Regions from separate parts of the Homo sapiens genome. Here all the other regions are linked to region 4. Evidence: chromatin contacts called from ENCODE Hi-C or POLR2A ChIA-PET data. All regions are on one chromosome and are shown on one strand. The core of a region is the stretch at or near the end of the contact, and the rest is flanking DNA. Distances in the headings are between cores, read along the strand shown.

What was found. Hi-C counts contacts between places; a loop is a spot of excess contacts on that map. ChIA-PET counts read pairs that join two places held with the same protein, here RNA polymerase II (POLR2A). Pooled maps may share reads with other maps.
Region 1: a loop to region 4 is called in a pooled map, with 7 times the contacts of the local background. The contact joins the enhancer-like site here to the promoter of DBF4B in region 4. A Hi-C loop is called at or near these places in 5 of 50 pooled maps. POLR2A ChIA-PET finds 5 or more read pairs at or near these places in 3 of 52 experiments (CD8-positive, alpha-beta memory T cell, WTC11 and naive thymus-derived CD8-positive, alpha-beta T cell).
Region 2: a loop to region 4 is called in a pooled map, with 5 times the contacts of the local background. The contact joins the promoter of TMEM101 here to the promoter of DBF4B in region 4. A Hi-C loop is called at or near these places in 5 of 50 pooled maps. POLR2A ChIA-PET finds 5 or more read pairs at or near these places in 2 of 52 experiments (B cell and PC-9).
Region 3: a loop to region 4 is called in a pooled map, with 4 times the contacts of the local background. The contact joins the enhancer-like site here to the promoter of DBF4B in region 4. A Hi-C loop is called at or near these places in 2 of 50 pooled maps. POLR2A ChIA-PET finds 5 or more read pairs at or near these places in 2 of 52 experiments (GM12878 and Panc1).

The regions. Positions count from the first base shown.
Region 1 is chr17:43,719,026-43,722,049 of GRCh38, forward strand. It overlaps the pseudogene WHSC1L2P. Among named protein-coding and RNA genes, the nearest start is that of SOST, 38 kb to the right of the region's middle. RefSeq lists an enhancer at 1-139 and silencers at 1,579-1,648, 1,679-1,788, 1,939-1,998. Within about 2 kb of position 1,351, at least 34 of the 41 ENCODE cell types and tissues checked have a DNase peak (open chromatin) inside an H3K27ac peak, as active enhancers do.
Region 2 is chr17:44,013,595-44,016,362 of GRCh38, forward strand. TMEM101 (transmembrane protein 101) reads right to left here and starts at 1,369. Exons shown (of 4, transcript NM_032376.4): 1 at 1,222-1,369; 2 at 763-943. The coding sequence starts at 1,358. RefSeq lists an enhancer at 512-1,711.
Region 3 is chr17:45,583,828-45,586,811 of GRCh38, forward strand. It overlaps the pseudogene DND1P1. Among named protein-coding and RNA genes, the nearest start is that of LINC02210, 35 kb to the right of the region's middle. RefSeq lists an enhancer at 524-1,468. Within about 2 kb of position 1,349, at least 39 of the 41 ENCODE cell types and tissues checked have a DNase peak (open chromatin) inside an H3K27ac peak, as active enhancers do; they include GM12878, where a contact is called at or near this core.
Region 4 is chr17:44,707,263-44,710,183 of GRCh38, forward strand. It overlaps DBF4B (DBF4B-CDC7 kinase regulatory subunit), which reads left to right and starts at 1,403. Exons shown (of 14, transcript NM_145663.3): 1 at 1,403-1,577; 2 at 2,042-2,104. The coding sequence starts at 1,559. RefSeq lists enhancers at 1,209-1,723, 1,724-2,237.

The sequences.
Region 1 (3,024 bases), core at 101-2,600, 990 kb before region 4:
CCTCAGCCTCCCAAGTACCTGGGATTACAGGCGCCCACCACCATGCCCGGCTAATTTTTTTGTATTTTTTTAGTAGAGACGGGGTTTCACCGTGTTAGCCAGGATGGTCTCAATCTCCTGACCTTGTGATCCGCCCGCCTGGGCCTCCCAAAGTGCTGGGATTACAGACGTGAGCCACCGCGCCCGGCCCCAACATTCTTTTTTGCTTGGGATAAACCCTCTTCAGGCTGTTAATCAATATAGATAAAAGTATACTGTTCTATTCTTTCTTCTCAAGTCATTTTCAATGCTTTCTCTGCATGGGCAATGCCAAAATCCCATTGAGCATGTTCTCTCTGAGGTCAGGGTTTCCAAATCTTTTGTTTCTCAGAGTGATTGCTGGCTTGTTTGGTTGCCTCAGCCAGTAATTCTTCATACCGCTTATGACCTTTATACTCCTGTACCCATTTTTCATGAACCCACACCCTCTCTGGCTGTTTGCTAAAACACTGGACATGATATTTTCGGGCACCTCCTGTGTTAATTTTGGTATGAACCTCCAGCTGGGGATCACTTCAATCCATACAAGGCCAGCACGGATAGGTTCCCACCTTGGACCACACAAGATCACCAACTTGAAACTTAACACCAGTGGACACTTCTGTTGTTGGAACAGAAGATAGTATTGGCTGAACTGGGGCTTCCTCTTTTAGTACTGGATCTTCCCTTGGTTTTTCTGATATGGTGTGAACCCTCTCATTTGGTCTATTTTGTTCCTCTGGTTCTAATTTGGGGATTTTGTGTGACTTGCGCTCTTCAGATCTTGATGAGTCATGCTTTTTGGGTTTTTTCCTCTTTTCTTTTCTGCTTTCATGCTTTGACTTCGTGTGCTCACTTGCCTGTACTTCATTTAAAAGGTCTCCACAAAGGGAAGACTTGAACAATTCCCTGCCATTCTGGATAGTTTTGGTTATTTTTAGTTTAACTTCAGGTGAGCCACTCTTCTTTGGAATCACAGTTTGTGGTACCGAAGTGGTGGCTGTGGAGGGGAAGGGTTTTCTAGAATTTAATGTGGTCTTCTGTTTAGAATTTCTGAATGGTAATAGTCAGTGGGGCTAAAGTTTCTAGCTGCGCCAAAGTCATTGGCTGACCCATTAGGATATTGATTATGCGACTGGTATTTGGTTTGAATTTCATACATGCTGATTGATGGCAGGTAGCCATTTGTGAGTGGAGGAAGATCTGTTGTAGGTGAGTATTGAAAGCTTTGCTGCAAGGTAGCTTCGTATGGTGTCTGGCCACCATCTTCAGCAATGTCAATTTTGTTATCAAAGGCATCCTCCTGACGGATGCTGGCGGAGTCAGTGAGTTGAGGTGGTTGTTGAACTGTGTTTCCCGTGATCCCTTGCATGAAAGAGAAAGAGAAATCCATTGTTCTGCTCCAGCATTCTTAACTTTCCCTTTCTCTCATCGGGCCTTCAGTTTGTCCCGTTCTAACCGCCCGGCCGTCTCAATGCGATCACAGGAGGGACACGGAGATCGAGGAGGGCCACAGCCGGACCAGGCCAGGCGTGCTGCGGCAGGAGGAAGGCTCCGGAGGTGGGGTGGGAAGGGGAGGCCGAGAGACGGGTGTCGCCGCGCCCCCGCTGCCGCCAGAGAGGAGCCTACGGCTGGCAGCCTGGCCTGGGCAGCAGGGTCCTCGGCGCTCGGCTGGGAAATCGCACGTCTCTCCGCGGTGACCTGTGCACAGCCCCTGGGCCTCCGCCTCCGTGCTGGCAGCCTCCGCCTCAGCGCACAAAGCCCCGTCACCCCGACTCTCGGGGCGCCGCCGCCGCCAAATCCTCAGCCCCTCCCTCATTGGCCGCGGCGTCTGCCGGGAAGTGCAGTCCCGGGTTTGGGGCGATGGAGCCCAGGAGGAAGCGGCGAGTCAGCGCGGCGGAAAGGGCGGAGGGGACGGAGGGGGCGGAGGGGACGAACCACGAACGCCCGCGGCCGCGAGGGTCTGGACGACAAAGGAGAGACTAGGCGAGAGGGCTTGTTGCTTTTTTTTTTTTTTTTTTTTTTTTTTTTTTTTTTGAGACGGAGTCTCGCTCTGTCACCCAGGCTGGAGTGCAATGGCGCGATCTCGGCTCGCTGCAACCTCCGCCTCCCGGGTTCAAGCGATTCTCCTGCTTCAGCCTCCGAGGAGCTGGGATTACGGGGGCGCGCCTCCACGCCCAGCTAATTCTTTGTACTTTTAGTAGAGATGGGGTTTCACCATGTTGGCCAGGCTGGTATCGAACTCCTGACCTCGCGATCCACCCGCCTTGGTGTTGCACTTTTATAACTCTTTTTACCTTCTCACCAAACTAGCATTTAGGAAAAAAAAAAAATCAACAAAAACAAAACAAAAAAACCAAAAACCTCTATCAGTCATTTACACGTTAGTTGGAAATAATTTAGACCAGTGTGGCTCTCCTTCGCAGAACACATTCAGTCCTCTGTGATTATTAGAAGCAAGGTTCACCTTTTGATCTTGGTTAAAGAAATTTCAGGCTAAATTTCTGGGGAGGAGATGTATTTCAGGTTCCAGGATCCCAGAATTGCTCTGCACAAGTCACAGCCATCCTTGTTCCCTGAAGTCTCTGTTGGCTGCACCATGTCTGCTGCTCCTTTATGAGTGGTTTTGGGAGAGGCCAGGCTGAGCTCTTACTAGCTCCTTGCAACAAAACAAGCGAATGTGAAAAGTCTTAAACACTCAGCTTTCTGGTCAGAGGAAATCCCAAAATCAGCATGACTCAGGATTTTAAGTGCCCCATAGAGTGTCCAAGAGAAGAAACCTAGGAGTCTAGGGTCTTTCAAAACCCCAAAGTTAAAACCTTTTATCACCCTTTCCTGACCTTCCTGGCTTAGGATTTTAGGCAGCCTCTTGGAGGCCTCCCTTGCCTGGGGCACACTTGGCCATAAACCCATTCATTCAGCCCTACTGATTTAGTGCCCATTATGTGCCAGGCAGAGGAAAAGTAGAAATGGTAGGATCTATCTTCAAGGGGCTCAAAGTCTGCA
Region 2 (2,768 bases), core at 119-2,618, 690 kb before region 4:
GTTGCAGTGAGTTGAGACAGCGTCACTGCACTCCAGCCTGGGCGACGGAGAGAGACTCTGTTTCAAAAAACAACAACAAAAAAGAAAACTGGCAGGTCCTACCTGCCAGTAAGTGGCAGAACCCAGACACAATGTGTTTCTCCCTTCCCCACTCTCAGATCTGTAGACTCTAATCTTGGTGTTCTTTATTCTACATGGCATGGGATCTATGCCACAAAAACATTGATCTTGCTGCCCTGTAGCTGTTCACACATCTTCCTCCCCTAAGGGTCTGACAGTCTCTTCCTCAAGGACAGTGCCTTTGTCCAACCTTATCTCCAGCCTGCAGGGCCTGGCACAGGTTCTGGCTTAAATGCTATACTAACAGTAATTACATTTTCATAAAATTTATTTTATGAAAACTAGGTACTCTCCAAGGTCCTTTGTACCCCATGAGTCTGAGATTACTAAACTAACAGTTTAAAAGATTCTGGGAACCAGGTGACCGGGGTTCTGGTCCCACCAGTATCCTGTATTGTGGCTTTGGGAAAGTCTGTTTCCCATCTCTAGACCTCAGTTTCCACACTTTGAAGAGGAAGTTTGTGTGGTCTCTAAGATCCATTTCTGCGCTCTGTAATCTCCATAAGCCAAGGGGTTCGAACCTCCCAGGCTTCACACTGTGCAGCTGGCCAGCACCATTCATCGCCCACCAACAGCCCTGGGCATTGGCCTCTGATTCCCCGTCACCCAGAGGGAAGACCCTTTTGGGGCCGAGGCGCTCACCTTCAGCCAGTCCCCGTAGTGGACGTAGCCCCCGATGTAGGCGGCGTAGGTGCTAATGGCCAATTGGAGTGCGGCCCCCAGCGCGAACCAGCGCCGCTTCACGCCAAAGGACATGAAACTAGCGCACAGCACGGCTGCCCCCATGTCGAAATACAGGTAAGGCACTGGGATGTCGGGCTTCCTGCGAGCCGGGAGTGGGGAAGCAACGAGGACAGAATGAAGCGGTGGGGGAAGAAGCTTGAGACCCCTTGAGTTCCCACAGGCTCCACTGCTCCCCCAAACCAGACTCCCCTCCCATGGGCAGGACCGCCCTACCAGATTTGGTCCGACACCCAGACCAGAACCCCTCCCAGGGAGGTCCCAATTCCTCCCAGTTCAAGGGTCCCGACTTCTAGCCCCCAATTTCTTGCCCACATCACCGCCCCCTGCCGCGTTTAGCGGCTGCGTAGGCCTGCTCACCGGCGTGCCTCAGCCCTCTCAGCGTACAGCATGAGCTGGCTGAAGCAGCCCCAAAAGGGGCAGCGTGTGAGCAGCACCGAACCCAACTGCATGATCAGCTGCAACATCCACCGTCTCGAACCTATCTTCGACGCCATCTTGGGAAAGGGCAGTCCGCTGCGGCCTCACCCCAGTCAGAGAAGCAGGCGCGGGGATGGGACACGCAGCTTCCGGGTCAAGCGCTTTTTCTTTTTCCTCCCGGAAACAACGGTGTCATTCTCTAGTTCCGGATCTAAGGTGACCCAGTTGCGAAGTCCAGCCTTCTCGTCTGCTCATGGAGCCTTCAGGGCCATATTTGTCCCTGCGAATTTGAAAACTAGACTAGAGGAAGGAACAGTGGGTTCAGGATAGCAGAAGTCTTGGACCGTAGTATGATGTATTGAAGCAAACTGGTCTTTGAATGCAGCCCGATCAGGGCCCTAATCCTGATTCCAACCCTGTGTGATTCTGGGCACATCACCTAAACTTTATGAGACTCATCATGAAATGGGGATAATTACACCTACCTCAGAGTTGTGAACTTTTTTTTTCTTTTTTTTTTGTTTTGTTTTGTTTTTGAGACGGAGTCTCACTCTGTCGCCTAGGCTGGAGTGCAATGGCACGATCTTGGCTCACTGTAACCTCCGCAACCTGGGTTCAAGCGATTCTCCTGCCTCAGCCTCCTGAGTAGCTGAGACTACAGGCTCTCGCCACCACGCCCGGCTAATTTTTTGTATTTTTAGTAGAGACGGAGTTTCACCGTCTTAGCCAGGATGGTCTCGATCTCCTGACTTCGTGATCCGCCCGCCTCGGCCTCCCAAAGTGCTGGGATTACAGGCATGAGCCACCGCGCCAGGCCAGAGTTGTGAACTTTAAATGTGACAAGGTCGGTCCTAGTACATAGTAGTGGTTCAATAAATGATACACATAACGCACCAGAGGAAACCCCCGTTTCTGTTAAGATCAAAGTAAGGGGTCCTCCTGGCTCAAAGTCACCTCTTTGGGTTTGCCTTTTGCCTGTGCCCTGAGAGAAAAAGGAGATCTGAACATCTGGGACATCTCAAGTCAGTCCATTTCTCCAGCTGCCATGCTCCCGCTGTAACCCAAATTGTCATACTTTGTCAGTTTAATTGCAGCAGACATCCAGGTGGTCTCTGCATTCCCCTCCAGTGTGTTCTCAGCCCCTTCTCCCACGCCCCACCCGTTTATATGTTCTCATAACATCAGCTACCTTCCTTTGAATCACTTGGCACGGTGGCAATTAGATAGATAGATAGATATAGATACACACGCACACACACACACACACACATATATATATATCTGCTTTACATATATATGCTTTTTTTTTATTTTTGAGACAGGGTCTCACTGTGTCACCCAGGCTGGAGTGCAGTGGTGCGATCTTGGCTCACTACAGCCTACACCTCCCAGGTTCAAGCGATTCTCCTGCCTCAGCTTCCCAAGTAGCTGGGATTACTGGCGCTTGCCACCACACCCGGCTAATTTTTATTTTTAGTGGAGACAGG
Region 3 (2,984 bases), core at 99-2,598, 880 kb after region 4:
CCTGCGGTCTTGTAAATTTTTGATTTAACCAAAACAATTTTGAATCAGATGAATTACCAAATTTCGTTGGGTCTTGTTTGGCTTTCTGCTTTGCTTTTTAATCAGCCATTTACCAGAAACTGTTGCACGGGCCCGTTAGCACTCGAAGAATAAAAACAAACACACAAGACCAGATAAGGTTCCCCTACTAACCCAAATGATCCGTTTCCTTAACATAATTTTAAAACCACAGCTAGGGGTGTGAAAACAGATTGTGGCACACAATCTGTCCAAATCCTTAATTCCCTTTTAAGGAACAGATATATAATAAAAATCCGAAAGGAACCACATTAGAAATGAAAAGAGGTTTGCAAAACAAGAGGCTTCTTTCATTCCAGAAAACTACCAAAACAAGGGGAAAAAATGAAAGCAATGGATATGTGTTTGCCCAAGTTTCAATCTTGCCCGGTGGAGACACTACACTGGTACAAATTCTGAGGAGGAAAAAGAGGAGGTTGGCGGGAGGCGGGAAGAGAGAGCGAGTGTGGCCCGCCAACTGCAACAATGCAATCTCCATTTTGAACAATGCGCCTCTTTCCTCCTATAAATCTGGTTTTTTGCCACTTGATGTGCCCTCGCATTTCCCCTCTGGGGGTCGGCGGGGTTGGGGGGAGATCGGAGCAGGATGCACAGCACACGAGTGAGCAAAGGGGGAGGGCAGAGAAGGTGGGGAAGGAGTCTGCAGCAACTGGGCTGAGTGGGTACCTGGAGTGCTGCTGTAGGTACTATGGCTCCTGACGCTGCTTTCCGTGCAGTAACTGGCGTCCTCCTACACCACTTTGTTGACAGCCCTCCAGACCGCAGCCGTCCGGGCCAGGTGGCTGCCCCCGCCTCCCCCCGGCCGGGGCGCTGGTGCTGGGGTGGGGCCGGCGGCGGCGGCTTTCTCCGGCTACTGCTGCCCATCCTGGGCGAGCTCAGGCGCGTCTTGGGCGCCACCTCAGCCTGGCGGCGACCCACCTGCCCGGGCTGCTACCGCGTTGCCGCGAGCGGAACCCCGGATGGGTCCGGACGTGGGCAGCGGCAGCGGCGGCGGGGCCGGGGCGCAGCGCTCCGCAGAGGGAGCCGCGGGCTGCTTGGTCGGCCTGCCCCGCCGGCCCCTCATGTTGGAGCCGAGGCGGAGGGAGAAGGGAAAGCGGCCGGGAAGGGGCGGGCGCAATGGGCGCAGTGGGGGCGGCTGGGGCCGGGTGGGGAGGCCAGAGGGGCAGGGCAGGAGGGGCCCGGCCTGCGGAAGCGGTTGGAGGGAGAAGGCTCAATCCGAATGGCTGGGGCCCCACTGCGGATCGCCTTCAGCCTCCATCTCGTTTCTTCCGTTAACGGAGCGCGGTCACGTGAGCTGAGCAGCCTACGAGCCTGGGACGGGGCGAGGTGGCGCAGCGGCTGCTTGGGGGAGCGCGGGAGCATTGAGTCGGGGGCAGAGAGCCTGGGGCGCCGGGGCTGGGCGCAGCGAGGCGCGGCTGGACTCCGGGCTTGGTGGCGCGGTTGAGAGAGACGCGCAGCTGGCGAAATGCCCCGCGTCTAAGGCCTTCGGAGACCATAGTCTCCGCGGACCCCTGGCTGGAGCCCAAAGCCGGTCGGACCTCCTCCCTGCGTCTCCCCTTCCGCGGCTCGGAGAGGAAGGCAGGAGAGCCCCCAAATATTCCCCTCCCGCCCTCTAGGGAAACTGAAGCTGAAAGAACCAGCGAAAGAAAAAAAAGTCTCGGAGTGGGGCGGCCCGAGCGACCTAAGGGACGGGGCAGTGGCAGCGACCGAGGGAAATTAGTCGGGGTGGGGGAACAGGGAGACAAGCCCCCAGAATTTAGGAAACTCCTAAATTCTACTAAAAATACAAAAATTACCTGGGCATGGTGGCGGGTGCCTGTAATCCCAGCTACTTGGGAGGCTGAGGCAGGAGAATCGCTTGAACCCGGGAGGCGGAGGTTGCGGTGAGCCAAGATCCTGCCATTGCACTCCAGCCTGGAGAACAAGAGTGAAACTACGTCTCAAAAAAAAAGAGAATAGAGAGCCATGCAGTCCACGCGGGATTGTGAGCTGTGGTGTGAGAGGGTGAAGCCAGAGAACAAGGCGGCGCTGGAGGCGTGGGTCAGGCAGACAGGCATCGCCTGGTGCAGGTGAACGGGCAGAGGAAGTATGGCGGGCCACCCCCAGGCTGGGTGGGCAGCCCGCCGCCGGCTGGGTCAGAGGTGTTCATCGGGCGGCTGCCTCAGGAAGTGTATGAGCACCAGCTATCCTGCTGTTCCAGCGCGTGGGCCGCCTCTACGAGTTCCGCCTGATGATGACCTTCAGCGGCCTGAACCGCGGCTTCGCATATGCCCGCTGCAGCTCGCGGCGCGGCGCGCAGGCCGCCATCGCCCGCTGCACAACCACCCGCTGCGGCCGTCCTGCCCGCTGCTTCTGTGCCGCAGCACCGGGAAGTGTGAGCTGAGCGTTGACTGCCTGCCGCCGAATCTGACCCGCACCGCGCTGCAGCCCGCGCTGCAGCCGCTGGGTCCCGGCCTGCAGGAGGCGCGGCTGCTGCCCAGCCCCGGACCGGCGCCCGGGCAGATCGCTCTGCTCAAATTCAGCTCGCACTGGACCGCTGCCATGGCCAAAAAGGCCCTGGAGGAAGGGCAGCCACACCTCTGTGGAGAGCAGGTGGCTGTGGAGTGGCTCAAGCCAGAACTGAAGCAGCGACTTCGCCAGCAGCTTGTGGGTCCCTCCTTGTGGTCCCCACAGCCAGACGGCAGCCAGTTGGCCTTGGCAAGGGACAAGTTAGGGTCCCAAGGGGCTCGGGCTACCCTGCAGTTGCTGTGCCAACGAATGAAGCTGGGCAGCTCTGTGTTCCTCACCAAGTGTTTGGGCATAGGACCTGCTGGCTGGCACCGCTTCTGGTACCAGGTGGTGATTCCTGGGCATCCGGTGCCCTTCAGCGGCCTCATCTGGGTTGTGCTGATCCTAGATGGCCGGGA
Region 4 (2,921 bases), core at 153-2,652:
GAACCCGGGAGGCAAAGGTTGCAGTGAGCCAAGATTGCGCCACTGCACTCCAGCCTGGGCGACAGAGCGAGACTCCCTCTCAATAAAAAAATAAATAAATATAAAAACTATCACTCTGGTTGCTGAATGGAGAATGGATTATACTGGGGAGAGATAGGAAGCTACTCGGGAGTAGAAGTGAAGAATTGACCGCAGTACTTTAGGCAAGAAATGATAGCAGCTTGAACTAGGGTGGTGGTGGTCTGATTCCAGATGTACTTTGGAGGCAGAGTTAGTAGGATTTTTTTCTTGGAGTGGGGATGGGCACAAGGGAAAGTACTGAAAGACAACTTCTAGGTTTTTGGTTTGAGCAACTGGGTGAATGATTGTGACATTTGAGTAAACAGTAACATTTTACTGAGAGGGGAAGACCTGGGGGGAGAACAGGTGGTTTTTTGACAGGGGCAGCGAAACAAATGTTCTGTTTTGAATGTGTTCAGCCTGAGGTGCCTATTAGACATCCAAATTGAAATAGCCAGTAGGCACTTGAATATGTGAGTCTGGAGATCAGACAGGTCAGAGCTACAGAAAATCTGAAGGTGTGGCAGAGCTGAATTGTAAAGCTGTGGAGCTGGATGAGATCTCCTAGGGAGATAAGGGAGAGGGATAAGGGCTAAAGCGTTGGCATACTCCAAAATATATAGGTGAACAGTGGCTTTGGATCCAGCAAAGGGGACTGAGGAGGAACCATTGAGATAGGGAAAAAAACGGTAGAGTGCTGAGTCATGGAAGCAAAAAGAAGAAAGTATTTCAAAGAAGGAATAGTCCATCTATAAGTTGGATATGATAAGGATAGTATTTCAGACTGTGGAAATCACAGTTGACCTGGATAAGTACAGTTTTTGTGGGGAGGTCCCCAGCTCTCCACTGAATGATCTCTTATTAGATCAAATTTGATCTCTAATTAGCAGTCTAATTAGATGGGTTGAAGAAAAGATGGGAAGTGAGGGATAAAGATACGTCTTTTGAGAAGTTTTGTTGGGCAGGTAATAATTGAAGAACGGGAGGGGGACAAAAATGTGAAGATGAAATGATGTGTAAGTGAAATCTTTATGTAAACTGCAAATGCTCTGCAAGTGTTAGGCTTATTTTGTTATTTAGTATTCAAACTTCTAGGAATTTCAATGCAGCTCAGTGTGAAGAATCACTAAAAAGCGACCACTAGTCCTCAACTTGAGGGCCATTAAGGGGCAAAGCCGTCTAGCCAGTGAAGAGCCAAGAAATGAAGAGACGGTTTGAGAAGACGTAGGCGGTGGGGGAACGGAAAGAGGAATCGCGAAACTAATATTGTCCTTCCAAGGACACCGTAGGGCGGATCTCGCAGCTACGGCGTTCTTTTAGGGGTGGAGCCGGCAGGAAATTTAAACTGAAGCCGCGGCCGAAAACGCCAAGAGATTGATGCTGTAGCTGCCCTGAGATAACCAGGACTGTGGAATCGGGAAGAGCTCATGGAGCTCGCGAATGTAATACGGAGGCCTCTGAGGAAGGAGTACGGAGGCCGAGAAGGAGCCGGCATTTGATGAGCGAACCGGGAAAGGGTACGGATGCCGGGAAGGGGAGAAAGAAAGGCGGAAGGGGTCGTTAATAGCTGAGGCGAGGTGCGGAGTCGTGGAGGGGGCTTAGGAAGTGACCAGCGGGTAGGTGCCGAAGCTGAGGAGGGTATAGGGGCCGGGAAGGAGCCACAGGAGTTGAGGGGACCGAGGAATGAAGGTGGCAGAGGAACGTAGGGGACAACAGCCTGGAGGGATGTATGGAGATTGAGATGGACAGGAGGTGGCCAAGAGGTCACGGCCGTTGACTGAACGGAGTCTGAAAGGAGGCGGAGGGCATGAGGGGCAAGAGCCTGGCGGGAGTCGCGGGATGTAGGTCGGAATGGAGTTGAGTCTTGCTGTTCCCAGGAGTCGCGTTTCTGTGCGCGTTTTGGGAGACAGTAGTGGGCGGGAGGCATGGAAGTTCCAAGGGTTGGTGAAGATGGTTGAGTTGCTGTTATGTCCTTTCTCAGGAGACGATTGCCTCGAGCTGGAGAGTTCCATGGCTGAGAGTAGGCTCCGGGCCCCGGACCTAGGTGGGTAACAGGACAGAACTAGGGACGTGAGGTGAAAATTGCCCCAGGGTCTCTTGGAGAAGACCGAAAAATGTTCCCCCTGTTGGAGTTTTCGATCACTCAGTGTTTTTATGTACTTATTTATTCATTTTATTTATTGGGATGGGGTCTTGCTGTGTTGGCCAAGCTGGTCTCAAACTCCTGGCCTCAAGCAGTTCTCCTGCCTAGGCCTCCCAAAATGCTGGGATTACAGGTGTGAGCCACTTCACCAGGCCCACTTAGTGGTTTTATGTGTGTGTGTGTATGGACGCAGCATCATAGACCGTTTTGGGATTCATGATAAAGGTCAAGTAAGAGTCATATTATGAACAAGATTAACAGACAGATGTGGAGTCAGGATAGAGTGACTTATTAAATATATAAATTAATACATTCATAGTTGTTTACAATAAAATCCTTAAGTTAAACACTGCTACCTAATTAGGTAAGTATTTTAGCACATGGCACTTCCCTCCGTACTGCCCCTTTAGTTAATATCATCTAGTTGGCCGGGCGCGGCTGCTCACGCCTGTAATCCCAGCACTTTGGGAGGCCAAGGCGGGCGGATCACGAGGTCAGGAGATTGAGACCATCCTGGCTAACACAGTGAAACCCCATCTCTACTAAAAATACAAAAAATTAGGCGGGCGTGGTGAGGCGTGCCTGTAGTCCCAGCTACTCAGGAGGCTGAGGCAGGAAAATTGATTGAACCCAGGAGGCGGAGGTTGCAGCGAGCCGAGATTGCGCCACTGCACTCCAACCTGGGCGACCGAGCGAGACTCCGTCTCAAAAAAAAGAA